Linked DNA regions of Homo sapiens: region 1 is linked to region 2. A link is a loop called in an ENCODE intact Hi-C map of the cell type or tissue named here. Cell type or tissue: mammary epithelial cell. All regions are shown on one strand.

Region 1 (2,500 bases), 390 kb after region 2:
AGTGTTTCTGTATCTGCAAACTCTTCCTTAAAACACTCACTCTCGCCTGGGAGGCAGAGGTTGCAGGGAGCCGAGATGGTGCCACTGCACTCCAACTTGGGTGACAGAATGAAATCCCATCTCAAAACAACCAACCAACCAAAAAAACCAACAAAAAATGCTCACCCTCAGTCAGATCAAATTCCTTCTTCCACTATCCTTCCTATATGAACCATACAGGGGAATAGGAAGAGCTAACATTTATAGCACTTCTCATGTGCTAAGCACTGTGTTAAGCAGTCTACCTGTGCGTGGTTTCAATTAACTCACAGCATACCTACACAGGTAGGTACAGATGCTCCTTCATTTAGGATGGGACTACATCCTGATAAACTCATCAGAAGTTGAAGATATCCTAAGTGGAAAATGCATTTAATACACCTAATCTACCAAACATCATAGATCAGCCTTGCCTATCTTAAACATGTCCAGAACAATTACATTAGCCTACAGTTGGGCAAAATCATCGATCATAAAGCCTAAATAATAAATAATAAAATAAATGTATTATTTTATAATAACATGTTGAATCTCTCATGGAAGAGTATTGTGCCACATATTGCTAGCCTGGGAAAAGATCAAAATTCAAAATTCAAGTATAGTTTCTACTGAATGCATATTGTTTTCACACCACTGTGAAGTCAAAAAATTTTAAATCAAACCATCTTAAGTCGGGGACTGTCTGTATTATTATTATCCCCATTTACAGATGAGGAAACTGAAGCTCAGAGAGATTAAGCAATTTGCCTAACTAAAATCATTGAACTAGTGAGTGGCAGGGCTGGCCATTTAACCCCAGACGAGGGAGCCCACATTTTTTTTTTTTTGAGACAAAGTTTTGCTCTTGTTGCCCAGGCTGGAGTACAATGGCGTGATCTTGGCTTACTGCAGCCTCCGCCTCCCTGCAGCCTCCACCTCCCAGGTTCAAGCGATTCTCCTGCCTCAGCCTCCCGAGTAGCTGGGATTACAGGCACGCGGCACTACACCTGGCTAATTTTTGTATTTTTAGTAGAGACAGGGTTTTGCCATGTTGGCCAGGCTGGTCTTGAACTCCTGACCTCAAGTGATCCGCCTGCCTCAGCCTCCCAAAGTGCTGGGATTACAGACGTGAGCCACCATGCTGGCGGGGAGCCCTTACTCTTAATTGCTATTATGCTATACTGCCCCCTAGCTACTGCTTTTATCTTTGTACTCCCAGCCCTTAGCACAATACCTAACCTAGAATTAGCACTTAATAAATATTTACTGAATAAATAAATATTCATTTCACCAGCATTTCTAGCAAATTTCATTTTAGAAAAAGATCAACTCCAGATGAAATTTGTAGAAATAAGGGTGGTATATTTCATGGTAGCATGGAACAAGAAACCCCACTAGAAGAGTTAAGCTTGGCTATACTTAACACTGCAGAAAAAGAGATCTGATGGGGGGCAGTGGACATAGTATAGGCCATAAATTAACTGCTAAATAGTTAAAAAGGGAAATACTTTACTTAAGTACATTAAAAGAAACTTTGTCTTTGTGTGCGCATGTGTGTGTGTGTGTGCACATGCCTTTTTAGCATATTTTGCTTTAAGAATCATTGCAAAAAGAAACATTTCTTATTTATTCTACCATATTAAAGTGGGGGCAAGCCATGGATGAATCATGAACTTAGATGAGATATAATGAAAACAGCATAAGTCAGTAAGTATTCAAAATAGTTGCTAAAAGGTGGAAATGAGATCCTTTAGGAAAGGTGAAAGATATAGGAATTACAAATAAGTTTCCTTTACGTAGTAAAGCAACTCTTCTTCATTTTCACTGAAATAGAATATGAGATGACATATTTAAGCAGTCTGTGTGGTGTGTTAGCAAAAGGAGGGATTTCAAAGTCATGAATTGATGCTCAAGTCTTTATATTGCCATTCACTAGCAAAGTGACCTCAGTTTCCCTTGCCTATAAAATGAGGAGGATAATCTCCAACTCTTACATTACAGGGATTTATTAATATAAAATATTACTTCTTTTTCTGTTTCCTGATTCTGACGGAAGCCATCGTTCCCTCCTCTGAACTTCTACAGACATCAACATTTTGCCAGTCTTGTTTCATCTCTCTCACACTTTTTTTTTTGAGATAGGATCTCTGTTGCCCAGGCTGGAGTGCAGTGGCATGATCAGGCTCACTGCAGCCTCAGCCTCTGGGTTCAAGTGATCCTCCCACCTTGTAGCTGGGACTACAGGTGTGTGCTACCACGTCCAGTTAATTTTTGTATTTTTTGTAGAGATGGGGTTTTTCCACGTTGCCCAGGCTGGTTGAGAACTCCTGGACTCAAGCGATCCACCTGCTTCAGCCTTCCAAAGTGCTGGGACTACAGGCGTGAGCCACTGTGCCCGGCCCTCAAATTCTAATTATGCCAACACTGTCATACTCCAGAATTAGATGCCTGTTATGTTTGCAGTATTGTCACTTCTTAAGTG
Region 2 (2,500 bases):
AAACGTTGAGTTTGAATCCTGTCCCACACAGCCAGAAGAGCCCTACCTAACAGGATTTGGAACCTGGAAACTCAGCACAGCCTTGCGGAATCCTGTTATATGGTGCCAGTGGAGCAGGGGTGGGATCATCCTCCTATTCTAGGCTGGGTGTTGGGCAGTCCTTGCTATTTGGTCATGAAGCAGCTGGCCAGGAAACCACACGTCATTCTCTCTTGAGATTCAGGGTCCAATGGAGAATGCGAGGATAGAGTGTGCTGGCTACTTCTTGTGGGTTTCAGGGATAGGCTGCAAGACAGACAAGATACATGCAAGTGGCGGGGGGCGGCGGGAGCGCTGGAGGGGGTGCCTGATGGCAAAGTGGGAACAAGCTTCAGTCTGTTCCTTAGGGGAAGCCCTTTCTGCCTATAGCCAGGGATTAAAGATGCAGAGGGTCAGAGAACCACACGTCTCGCTGAATTAAACAACCAACTAACACACTGATTTAAAATGTAGTGAGATCCTGGCAATGAGAAGATATCTGGGAAAAAACCAGAGGAATTTGAAGCTAAAAGACTGAGATGCCTGTTCCCACAGGCTTCTCCTGAAGCAAACCCACTCATATATCTACAACAAGGCCACCTGGGCTGCCAACTGGAGGCAGGGCTGATAATCCGGGCGTCATGTCCAGGTTGTTGTTTACTGTCCTAGCCTTAAGGCTAAAGGACTGGGGAGAGACCCAGGAAGGTAGGGCTCAGACTCAAAAGGCATGATTCTAAGGCTTTTGCCTTATTCTAAAGCATTGTGTATTACTAAACAGAGTCGTCCTGTTCCCCGCCCCCCCCACCCCAGAAGGAAATTGGCAGGCCATAAAATATGATTGTAGGAGGAATACACCCATGTACTCAGCCCCAGGGCCAAGGAGCACAGAAACAGAAGATGTTCAGCAAAAAGGAGTGAACCTGAGCCCCTGGAGAAGCTGATCAGGAAAATATGCTATTGCTTGGGAAGAGGCTCAAAAACTGTGCAGCTGAGAATAGAGCGTATGGACTGACTACTAGATTATCAAGGAGTTATTGTTAATTTTGTGTTACAAATATTGTTAGTTTTGTGTGATAATGATACTTTTTTTTTGTTTCTTATTATTCTTATCTGGTAGGGGTGCATGCTGAAATGATATAATGGTTGCATTTGCTTTCAAATAACAAAGAAAAAGTTCAGAGGCAGTGAAAGTTATAAAATAAGATGGGTGAACCCCAGTGGTACTTAGGGGTTCTCCTTATGTATGTTTGTAAATTAAAAAAATAAAAGGTTTAAAAATACCTCTAAGGTTTGCTGGTTGTATCATATAATATAATCCTCCTGACCAGGGAAGTAAGGATGATGGACACTCCAGAGATTTGCTACTCAAAGCACAGCCCTCAGATGGCAGCAACGCATCACCTGGAAACATTAGAAATGCAGATTCACAGGCCCCGCCCCAGACCCTGTGACTCAGACGTGGCATTTTTAACAAGATCTCCAGGTGATTCAGACACACAGTGAAGTTTGAGAAACACCAGTGAAGCTGGTGAGAGCTGTGTGGTGCTTCTCCTTTTTGAGGGGAGAATTTCAATTGACCTTGTCCTGTTTTCCTCCGTCATTTGCATATTAGGTATATTGAAAGTGGTTCATTTTATGATTTTTGTCTACAGCTGGCAAATTATGAGGAGCTACAACTAAGCATGATCCAGGCCAGGTGTGGTGGCTCACACCTGTAATCCCAGCACTTTGGGAGGCCGAGATAGGAGGATTGTTTGAGGCTAGAAGTTTGAGACTAGCCTGGGCAACAACCCTGTTTCAATTATTTAAAATTTAAAAACATTTATTTAAAAAACAAAAAGTTAGCCAGGTATGGTGGTGTGCACCTGTAATGCCAGCACTTTGGGAGGCTGAGGTGGGCGGATACCTGAGGTCAGGAGATTGAGACCAGCCTGGCCAACGTAGTAAAACCTCGTCTCTACTGAAAATACAAAAATTAGCCAGGCGTGTTGGCGGGTGGCTGTAATCCCAGCTGCTCGGAAGTCTCAAGCAGGAGAATCGTTTGAACCTGGGAGGCAGAGGTTGCAGTGAGCTGAGATCGTGCCACTGCACTCCAGCCTGGGTGACAGAGCAAGACTCCGTCTCAAAAAAAAAAAAAAAAAAAAAAAGATACAGGCAAAATTTCAAATGAAGACAGGCAACACCCAAAGTAGTACTTTCCAATTTTTTCTTCTCATCAAACATAAAAATATATTTTGTTCAACTTATGAGAATACTGCAGGCAATTTCATTCTGGCCAACCCTCCTGTTGAAAACAACTAAAAATGGGTGAAGTGTAAAAAATTCTTCAACGCCTCAAAAGGCTGACAAGGATCCTATGGAATCACCAAGTCAAAGCCTAAAGAGCTTTTCCTCTCCCTTTCAGCCACATGGTGGCCCATGAGGTCACCGCAACGCTGAGGAGTGGTTGGCTGGCATGGCTGGAGATTAGTTACATATAAGG

What was found. Hi-C counts contacts between places; a loop is a spot of excess contacts. Peaks named below come from ENCODE experiments on the same cell type or tissue, not always from the same donor. Only the 100,000 strongest peaks of a DNase experiment are listed, where the experiment ranks them.
Region 1: it touches region 2 in a loop (5-fold over the local background); 29 of 110 quality-filtered maps call a loop at or near these places.

The regions. Positions count from the first base shown.
Region 1 is chr1:42,343,162-42,345,661 of GRCh38, reverse strand. No RefSeq gene overlaps it. Among named protein-coding and RNA genes, the nearest start is that of FOXJ3, 9.2 kb to the right of the region's middle. In mammary epithelial cell, a CTCF peak has its summit at 1,208; no DNase peak of the experiment used is centred here.
Region 2 is chr1:42,730,152-42,732,651 of GRCh38, reverse strand. No RefSeq gene overlaps it. Among named protein-coding and RNA genes, the nearest start is that of CLDN19, 8.8 kb to the left of the region's middle. In mammary epithelial cell, a CTCF peak has its summit at 1,411; a DNase peak (open chromatin) is centred at 1,461.